Regions from separate parts of the Homo sapiens genome. Here region 1 is linked to region 2. The links are chromatin loops, found by intact Hi-C in ENCODE. Cell type or tissue: ascending aorta. All regions are shown on one strand. Links, peaks and the distances in the headings refer to the core of each region. The heading gives the core; the rest is flanking DNA.

Evidence for each region. Peaks named below come from ENCODE experiments on the same cell type or tissue, not always from the same donor. Only the 100,000 strongest peaks of a DNase experiment are listed, where the experiment ranks them.
Region 1: a loop joins it to region 2, with 2.5 times the contacts of the local background. A loop is called at or near these places in 1 of 110 quality-filtered maps.

Annotation. Positions count from the first base shown.
Region 1 is chr10:113,494,098-113,499,473 of GRCh38, reverse strand. No RefSeq gene overlaps it. Among named protein-coding and RNA genes, the nearest start is that of HABP2, 56 kb to the left of the region's middle. In ascending aorta, for the core only: no CTCF peak of the experiment used is centred there; DNase peaks (open chromatin) are centred at 1,867, 3,078 and 4,592; H3K4me3 peaks cover 675 bases; H3K27ac peaks cover 982 bases.
Region 2 is chr10:113,049,287-113,054,662 of GRCh38, reverse strand. All of the region lies in intron 5 of TCF7L2 (transcription factor 7 like 2), which reads right to left. Among named protein-coding and RNA genes, the nearest start is that of SNORA87, 6.6 kb to the right of the region's middle. RefSeq lists enhancers at 1-717, 718-1,696 and a silencer at 459-753. In ascending aorta, for the core only: a CTCF peak has its summit at 2,208 (motif pointing right); DNase peaks (open chromatin) are centred at 659 and 1,512; H3K4me3 peaks cover 1,026 bases; H3K27ac peaks cover 5,000 bases.

The DNA of each region.
Region 1 (5,376 bases), core at 57-5,056, 440 kb before region 2:
GCCCATTATAATCATCCAACTGACCAATCATGGGAGGCTCCCAAGAGGACCAGGACTGGGAGAGAGACTATTAACAAAATCATACTTCATAGAGTCTTATCTTGCCAGGGGTAAAAAAAAGCCATCCGTCTGGCATTGCACAATCCAGCACTATACAGGTACTCCAGCCCTCCTTGAGGTGCAACTCTCACCAAAGGGTGCAGCAAACAAGCTTCAAAAGGAAAAAAACCACACACAGGAAATGCCTGCACTGCAACGTTTATGAACATTGCCAAAGAGAAGTTGCCAAGTGCTGTAAGTGGACAAATGCACCTCCCAGAACAGAAAACAGAAAAGGATGGAAAGAGGAAGAAGGACCGGCTCTTTTGCATCTCTTTGCCATTGCAGCTGTGAACAGAGGCGGCTGTTTTTCCCTCTCCTAAAGGTTTTCCTTAAAACTGCCACAAAAAAAGCATTGCCAGCAAGTTAATGAGTCCCATCCCATCCGTTTCTCCTATCCCCTCCCAAAGAGGCATAACAGGCCTGTTTACATAGGTCGGCATCTGAAGGTAATTAAAAATGTAATCCTATATTTGCAGCAGGCTCTCTCTCATCTAGAGCAAATTCCCACCACCCAATAATGCTCCTGCTCTACCTCTGTGGTGCACTTTAAGCTTCTTTTTTTCCCTCCCCTCACTTATGCATTGGGTTTAGATCCTCATGGCAATCTGCCCCAACTGGGTGTGGAGAAAAGAAATCAGTTTCCCCATTGAACAGATGAGGAAACTGAGGTGCAGACAGATTCCATGCCACACCCAAGTTCAACAGCTCTCTTTGTTCCAGTGAAGCCATGTTTTTGTTGTTGTCGTTGTTTTGCTTTGTTTTTTGGTTTCTGTGAAGATTTATTTCTACTGTATCATGAAGATGGTAAGAAATGGTTTATTCCGGTGCATCAATGGCTTTGGTCAACTCAGTTTCCATACGTGCCATCCTAGGTGGCAAAATGTTCAAAAAATAAATTGAGGCCGGGCGCGGTGGCTCACGCCTGTAATCCCAGCTCTTTGGGAGGCCGAGGCGGGTGGATCATGAGGTCAGGAGATCGAGACCATCCTGGCTAACAAGGTGAAACCCCGTCTCTACTAAAAATACAAAAAATTAGCCGGGCGCAGTGGCGGGCGCCTGTAGTCCCAGCTACTCGGGAGGCTGAGGCAGGAGAATGGCGTGAACCCGGGAAGCGGAGCTTGCAGTGAGCCGAGATTGCGCCACTGCAGTCCGCAGTCCGGCCTGGGCGACAGAGCGAGACTCCGTCTCAAAAAAAAAAAAAAATAAAAAATAAAAAATAAATAAATAAATAAATTGAATGGAAAATATCACTGAATAGGATTTTATATAGAATTTTATGCAGAATTTTGGACTTAGAAGTTGACTTGAAGGATGTGTAGATTGTCAAAGAGAATCAGAACTGGACAGTAATTCAAGTGGTAAAAATGAATTTTATTCAGAACCCTGTTGGGGTAGGGGAAAAGAGACCTCAGCATGGAATGAGAGCCATACCGAATACAACAGCAACAGAGCCAGTGGAGATTGATAGTCAGGGAGTAGGTTTGTGGGGTGGAGGTGTGGAGTCAGTGGATGGAAAATTGCTAAGGGGATTCATCCAATGTTGGGAGAGATTCTTGCTAAATGGACTAAGAGGATTCTTGCTGAAGCCAGCCTATGATGAACAGATATCAAGGGTGGGAGATTTTCTCTAAACCAACTCAGCAGGGTTTTCTCTAAAACTGGGATGTGCAGGCCCAGCAAGGACTGGGGCTGAGGTGGATGCATATTTGAGCAGAGGGCGAGGAGCCTGGCTGAAATGTGGTCAAGGACTTTGTCACGACCACTCCTCACCTCCTGGACAGAAGCCCAGAAGGGGCAGCTTCCGCCAAGCCCATCACACCAGAGAAGTGGTAGTACAGAGCTGGGAGCAAGGGCCCCCGACTCCCAGAAGAGGGGTTCAGTTGTCTTCTTATGGATTCAGAAGTTATTTCCAAATCCTAATCCTGTAATACCCTTGCCTACTCATTGTCGGGGGTCAGCATTGCGAAAGCACATGTGATTGAGTGAGAGTTCTGGTTGGGTTCTGAATGAAGTTAGTATGTTAAAACCAGACGAATGCATGCTGGAATACTCCACCAGCAGGCAGCAGAACGTGGGAGACAGAGCACTCTATAAGGAATCAAATTGCCTCTTTTCTGATCTAAGCTCTGTTAATGGTGTCCGACTCCACCTCAGGGAAGGGGTTGGAGGCCCCGGGTCTGGTCCCCTATCTGCTGCTAACTGGATGTCTGATTCCAATTTCTCTGACTTTTAGTTTTCTCATCTATGAAATGGGGGGAAAAATTAATTCTGAAGGGCCCTTTGGCCTTGAGAAACCTTTAGTTCTAGAGTATACACGTAGCACTGTCTCTCCCCACCCCAGCAACTGGGAGATCATCTTGTAATTAGCGAATAATTTAGGAGTGCAAGTCAAATTTTCACTGAACTTCCAAAGGAGCTTCGATTTTACTTACATTGTACTTGAGTTCAGGAAGTACCAGTGGGGGCGGGGAGGGAGGGGAAGTTAGGAATCTTTAGTTCCATGGCTGTTTTTGTTCCATTTTAATGGTACTTGTTCTCTAGGATTGGATCTGTCTGTGTGCACATTTAAGTTCCCTTAACAAAACATCTCCTGTTCCTTTAGACCAGGGGGCTTTTTCTTCCAGCAAATCCAGGAGCAACCCCCTTCTTATGGTGGAGGTGACAACCAGGTGACAATGCGGCGTCTGGGAGAGTTTTCAGTCCAACTCATCACTGTTCAGACAAGGGGGTCAATGGCAGCTTTAAGATCTCAGCTTGCCACGACCTCCCCAGCTAGTGACCCAGAAAACAGAAAAGAGAGAAGCACACGGAAAGGAGTGGTCAGCAGTTTTCTGACTGCTTTTCCTTCCCCTAAACCCATTAGAGAAGTTCAATCGCAGGTCTGTAGGGAAGACACCTCCATTGCAGACGCCCTGCCAGCTCAGGGGCCTGGCGGAGGTACGGCAGGAGAGCATCTTCTCCCACCTCCGAAAACAAGAGGAAACCAAAGCTGGCCTCCCCCACGCCAGCTTCTTCAGGCTGCGTTTGCACATCGCCTCCCCCGCCCCCGCCCCAACACACAATATTGAATAAATATGCCTGGCCCTGGCCCATGTGGGAATGCTGGAGAGCTACGATTGTTATTTCCAGGAATGCACAGACACCAGCAAAAATTCATTTCCCAAACGCATGGCTATTTTGAGAACCAAATCTCCTGCTCTGTAGCAATCAAATTGGGGGCTTTTCAAGTGTTGCTTTGCAATAGAAACCTGTTCTGCCTTCAGCTGCCTTTTACCTACAAGAATTCAATAAGAGAGAGAGAGGCCATTAGAGTTTCCTCTCCTCATCTCTGCTTTGGCACGACGTACATCCCTCGCCAACTTTCCTGACTCTACATCTTAGTAAATCCTTCCTGACAATAGTTAGTGACAAGCGTGTCAGAAACAACAAACTCCGTCATCTATATGGCTTATCAATAATTTAGTCTTTTCCCCCTCGTGAGAGCCTGTGTGTTTTGCAATAATGAAATATATGATTTTAAAAATAAATAATAGGCTGTTGTCAGCTCGATTGTAGCTGCAAGTTATGAACGTGATTGATTGATTGAACATTTGACTTCATCCGCTCGAGCAGGATCAAAGGGAGACTCTTCCACCCGCCTAAGGCCACTAGCAATTTATTTAGAGACTGTGTTCGTATCCCAGCAGGTAGCAATATTGGACTGAGGTACACAGAAAATCAGCTCTTTGAGGTTTTTTCCAAGTCCAAGGGAAGCAACAAATGAGATTTTTTTTTAGTTCATTAAATCATTAACCACTTAATCACTAAAAACAAGACATTATAAGTGGTCCCCTTAGCTGGGTTACCTAGGAAAGAGAAGGACGCTGCTCTGCCGAGATCTGGCATTGGGAGGTGGGCCCTTTTTAAACAATGTGACAGTCTCTAAGTTTTTATTTATATGCCACTGCATTTTTTTCTTCATCTTAACTAATCAGTGTGGCAACAGCCACACTGACATCTGAAAGTGACAGGTGTCTGAATAGCAATGAGGTGTCTATACAACAGCCAATGTGGGAGAAGGAAAAAACAAAGGTATGGAGGAAATGTTTGGAAAACAAATATTGCAACTGCCAAGCTGGTTGAATGGAGAAAGCAAAAGAGAGAGAGAGAGAGAGACAGAGAAAAGAAAATGGGGTTTAGAAAAGAGCTGGTTGGTGCAGAATGCAACCCCCCAAATTCAGCCACAGCAAAGCTCCTCCTTTGTTTTGGTGTCCAGCTGGCACAGGAGAAACTGCCCCTTCTTTCTCAAGAAGGGTCTCACGGTCAAGTGAAAATGTCTGTCTCTCACACGACAGTTTCCCTGAGCTTCTAAAAACCCAGCAAACCAGAGCTCTCCCCAAGAGCGAGGGAGCTGTCTGGCATTCCAATGAGCAGGCTGGTGAGGAGCCAGAGCCTGGTCCTAACCAGGGTGCTGGGAATAAAAGAGACAGGATGTGAGGCCCGAGGACATCCACCCACAGAGGGACAGCCCATCTTAACAAGAACAGGTTACGGTCTTAGTTGTTCCAGCAGGGGAATGGAAGAAAGGAAACGAGTCTTCCCTTTCTAGCTCCCCTAGTCCTGCGCTGTCTGACCTCAGGCAAGGCAATTTAATAATCATCCCAACGCTTTTGACTTCATAGGGCCTTTCATCCACAGATCTCAAAGCACTTCACAAATACCAATTCATTAACCTTCGCAACCCACCCTGGGGGACAAGGGGTGGGCATGTTTCCCTTGTGGTGGAAACACTCTGCTGGAGGCACGGGAAATGCAGTTCTCCCTTCAAGGTCACTTGAAAGTTGACCAGGGAACTCAAGAGTGAGATCCAGAGGAGCTGGTATCAAAACCGGGTGCTGCTGACGACTGGCATCTCAGTTTACCTTCCTTTATGTCGTTGGGCTAGGCCTGCACCTCCAACTCTGCTCACATAAAGCAAAGGAGCCACGAGTTCAGAAAGGGCAGAAAAAACATTGCTTACTGCTGGGTATATGCAAACTACGTTCACATACCACATCTCATTTACTCCCCACCACAATCCTGAGAAGGTCAATAAACCCCATTTTACAAGGCAGGAGATTGAGGCTAAGGGATGGTGAAGAATTTACCCAAGATTGCCTAACTCACAAGCAGTGGAGTTGACAATCTGTGATCCAAAAAAAGTAATGATAATAATGTGTAAATATTTATAGCCACTCCCTCAACACACCCCTAAGAAGAATCTGTTTTCATTTTTGGACCTTTCTGGGTCTATGA
Region 2 (5,376 bases), core at 56-5,055:
AAAGATTAGTAATTGTTATTTTAGGTGGCAGGTACATGAATGTGTTTGTTATCCTTTGTACCTTTCTGTATTTTTTTGTTGTTGTTGTTTTAATTTTAAAAAAAGCTAGAAAGCAATCAATCTCTCCTGTCCTGGAGAACAGACAGAACAATCAGACACAGCCACTAAAAACAGGGAAGCCCACCTCTAACTTCTCTCCCCAAAGCTTGTCAGTGTGACAAACTTTGAGATAGACACCCTAAGGGGAACTGCCAAACATCATGGAAAACCCCAATACTCAAAGATCCAAATTTATACAAAAGATAGATTAGGGAGTGACTACACATAGCATTAAATGGTTGGTGATTTGAGAGAAATGCAAAAACCTTCCATCCATTGTAACTTACCAGAAAGATTTGTGATTTACCCACAAGTTTGCAGACACACATGGTATAAAAGGAGGTATAATTTAGGATGAATAGAAGGCTCATTGTGATGCAAATCTCCCTTTTTTGGTTCCTTTCTTTTGCCATGAGTTCATACCTTTTCCTCCTGGGAACCCACAAAGCCTCACTTCCTCAACAGGAACTAACAGCATCACAAAAGAATGACAGGCCTCCAGGTTCCCTGGTGTAGCCTGACCGGCACCAGCCTAGTCTGGTGTCCGGAAACCTGCCTCTCCCCGCCTGTATGTGTGCCTGATTAAGGCAGCATAACACTGAAGGGTGAGAGTCCTGGCTCCGATGTGAGACTCCTTGGGTTCAACTTCCAGCTTGCCGCCTCCCAGCTGTGTGACCTTGAGTACGTCATCCTCCCCTCAAGCCTCAGTTTCCTCATCTGCCAAATCGGGATAATAACAATAGCTCATTCATAAGGGCGTTGTGAGGATTAAACCTGACAACTTCATAAATTACTTAGAAAAGGCCTGGAGCTAGTGAGTGCTCAGTGAACATCCAGTATTACCATGATCGTGTACTTCTCTCTCCATTTCTCAAGGCATCAGTTCTGTAACGATCAAAATGAGGCTTTTATGTCACTAGACCTCTAAGTTTTCTTTCAACATGTGAATTCTGGGATTAAGTCTAATATTGAAAAGAAAAATCAGGAACAGGGGAGCTAGCATCAGGCAGAACCAAAGCTCCGGTCTATCATTTGCAGACTTTGTAGTAACTGAGGCTCCAGGACAGTGCATGACAAAAAGCTCCCAAAGCCTCATCCCTCAGCTTCTGTTCTGACCTCTGGTATCACACGCCTGCGCCCAGCAGGATCCCGACAATCCACACCCTTGCTACATATCCAGCAGGTTCTACTTTGCCAACTGAAAACTTCTGGAGGAAACTCACATAGGCATCCAGACACCACAGCACTTAGCCAAGCCCAACCCTGCTGGCCTCCGTATGCGGTGCTGGCCACCCCTAGAGTCTCAGCCCATTTCCCCCAAGCCAATGGCCCGCCCTCCCGCTCCTTGACAAATGTCCTCTCTACCCACTCACTTATTCCACACAGACGTCCAAACACGCACTAGCTCACCGTATGTCCTTACTGCCTCTCAATGGGTTACATTTTTCAAATTATGTTCCAAAACTTAACCATGAGATCGTTGGCATGAGAGCTGTGCCTGTGTCCCACGCCAGGCTTGAACTCACAGTGTAGCAGATGAATCAGGAAGAAGGCATCATGGGTTTGCACCAAAAAAAGAATCAGATAAAGAAGTTCGTTTGTATCTTTTTAAAAAGAACAAAGAACCCCTCTTCTTCCAAATTAAAAGTTTAGATAACATTGAAGTTATCACCCTCTTAGAAATATCTTGATTTTTGTATCATGCAATGTCTAATAGAAAGGTGGGAGGAAAAGAGAACTGTAGAGTTCACTGCTGAAGTCCAGTTTGAGTAACTCTCAGAAATACGACTAGATCCGCTGCAATCATTCACAGGTAGAATGCATAAAAATGAATCCGCAGTTCAAGCTTGGTCCATGTGTCATGTCCTCAAGATACATGGGTCATGGAGAGCAAAGAGACATCCCAGCCATGGGAGGAACAAAGTGGGATACATCAGGCCAGCTGAGCCACAGTCCAGCTCCTGAGCCTACGTCCTTTTCCTTGGGTACATCCTCATTCTGGGTTCGGATGAAAAATGTTCCTTTCTCCCATAATTTCATTTGGAACAAGTTTTTAAATGGTGAGTCAGAGAACTTTTGTTCACCAGGACATCTAAATGGACATTTGACAGGGCTCCGATAGATCCAGTAGGGGGCTCAATTTCTGACACTTTCCCAAAAGCTTGACTGCCTAAAACAGCAATGACAGCTGTGACACCTCTACAGCCTCTTACTCTCTCCTCTTTCAGCCTTGGCAGAAATTAATCCATCAATGCATCCTTCCCCTGGAGGCCCTGACACATACAGCCTCAGAATCTCTCTCAACACACTGCTCCCACAGACGCCACCCAGCCTGCAGGTCCAAGTACAAACCCTGCACTCGGCTCAGAGTCCTTGGATCAACACTGTAGCCTTTCGGGGCTGCAGGATCTTCTCACAATTTCTATGTGTCTTAAAGGAAAACGTACAGAACCTTCATCAAATAATGAAGTTGTAATAATCAGTCAAACAGAAATAAACAACTGTATGCTCAGCTTGCCACCAATTTTCCATGATTTAAAAAATAATGCTTCTAGTAATACAAGTAAGTGTTAGTAAGTAGAGGAGACTACACGATACAGGTTAAAGCGACACCTCCTTATTTATCTTATTACATTATTGTGACATTTTTCAACTAAAAGGGCAGTATTTCATACTATTAATTATCTAAGGATTCTTCAGTTGTCCCAAGGAGCAAAAATAAGAGAGATTTAGGGCAAAGAAGAGTATGTTAAACAGAAGCCAGAAAAGAAAACTCTGAGATACCAAAAATATGAAAATAAGAATTTCACAAAAATATCTAAAGTTCATTTTCAGAATTCCCCAGAACCACAGGACAGAATCATGGAAACTCCTTCTTTCATACCAGCCTCTCTTTAGAAATCATTTGTGGGGGATGATTGTGTATAATAAGTCTCCTTAAAACAGTCCTCAGACGACCACAAACCAACCTGTTCTTAAAGAAAGCATGCGTGCTCTGCTCTTGCAAGGCTCTATCTAAATAGCGATAGAAGAATCAGTTCATGTTCTAGCATTTTTAATTCAAAAGCATTAAAAATCCAAAAGAAAAAGCATGTCATTTTTTATTATAAACATAAAACTTGGCAAACTATTAGTTAGAATTCCTTTGGTTGTAAGGGACAGAAGACTATCTCCAACTTCATTCCTTACCAAATAGCCCAGGATTAGAACTGGCTACACAGAACTCCATGGTGCCATACAGGCATTTCCGCCTCACCCATTTTACCCTTCTACAAATGAGGGTCCTCCATTGAGTCGGGGTGTGTGCATATGTATGTGTCTGTGTGTGTGTGTGTGTGTGTGTGTGTGTGTGTGTGTGTGGTGTGTATGCACATGTATGAAGGCAATTGCAAAGAGCCAGATTTAGATCCTCTCTGCGTGGAAAAGACTCATAATAAATATCACATATCTGCCCCTTGCCTAATCACATGTGCAACAGAACCGAGTGGAACAAGGGAAGTGTAGTTCACCACAACAAAAAGAGTGAGGGTGGAGATAGGAAATGCCATTATCAGAAAAAAAAAAATGTGTAGAGACAGATGTCAGCTTCAGAACCTTACTCCATTTTGAATGTTTGATTTCTTATGCTGGGAGTTCAGCACCTGGGTGTTATTCTCAATACCTGAAAACAACTTCATAATTTAAGAAAAAAGCATAATAATGGCCAACTCAGTGCTTTTCAGAAGTGGGATGGGAAGGGGCTCAAGGAAGACTGTGGGAAAGATGCTTGGCCATATACTAAAAATGGAGATGGCCTCTGTCAGTCAAACTCACTTATTCAGCCTTTGACAATGTCTTGCCTTGGTCACTGTAATTCTGAGTCTCAGACATTCCTTCATTTATGAGCTTTGGCTGAAGGGGGCTGCTACCTCTTTCCAAAAAAACAATTTTTTTTTCCTGAGTTCCAACTGAATACTCCCAAAAGTTTCACCAGAAGCCCTCTGCCCAGCCATGTTCCCCTTCGCTTACAAGACACTGTTTTGGGACTTTATTTTCTACCTCCACCCATCAAGGTTGGCGTCTCCTTTCAATCTGAAAGGGCTAGGGGGAAACACTTCTCTTAGTGTGTTCTTGAGTTGGGTCTAACTTTCCAGGAAGAGTCAGAGGTATGGCTCAAAAACAGGTCTTGATAACACCCCCACCTCTGGGACAATGGGATGGCTCAGTCCCCAAGGCTGTACCGCTCTCAGCTTTCTTTCCTTCTTCAGCCTTTTCAAATGCTTGCTGTTTTTTTCACCCCAGCACCTGAGCAACACAGACGGTGTCCTTGTGAGAGAAACAAGCAGCTTGTGCCCTCAGAGCAGGAAGACAAAGAGTAAAGCCTTTATCCCACTGTTTGGACACACAGTGACTCCATCTCATTGAAGCCTAGGTGATGCACTTAATCACGGTCCAGGATCCACCAGCTATGCAGGCTCGGGCTAGAAAACAGATTGCTTCACACCATCCAGAGCTCTTCAGCAGCCTCACATTGCAGTCAGGCTGCAACTGGACAGATGGCATGCAGGGCTCAGATGTGGCACAGTTGGGAAGCATCTGGGTCCCACTCAGGATACAACATTGAAAACATCAGCCACGCCCTGCTGGATGAGCCAGGGTCTGATGAACGGGGACTTGCTCAGCCTACAGGTGTCCCCCAGCCATCTCTCCTCCACCAGCACAAAAGCTCCACTCGAAGCATGGCCAGTGCCTGGGCTTAGTGGCATCTAGGCTCTCCATTCTAAGCTCTTGGGTCTCAAAGCCCCACCTCTTCATCAAGTGACAGGACAAAATATCTGTTCATCGCTGCTTTGGGACTCTTTCCAGAGATAAAATTTATCCCGACTTTCAGTATAGAGGTCTGTGATATGATCTGTCTAAGGCTTTCAAAGGCCCTCTCAAAGTATGGGAGTGAGCTATGGAGACCAGAGATAGATGATAGGCTGTTACAAAGGTAGGAAGCAAGAAGGAGACCAGCAAAGACACTCTGGCCACATCCAAGTGAGAGATGATGGCACTGGACTCCAGTGGTAATGGCAGAGGTGGTGATAAGCGGTGGATGCCACACACGCTTTGAAGGTAGAGAGGACACACTTGGGCCTGTGGGATGGGCTGATGGGTTGAATGTGGGGTATGAAAGAAAAGAGCAATCGACGATGCCACCCAAGGTTTGAGGCCTAAGTAATGGGTCGATGTTGTTGAGCTTTACTGAGATGTTGAACACAAGCAGTAACAGGTTTGGAGCTGGGGAGAGAGTGC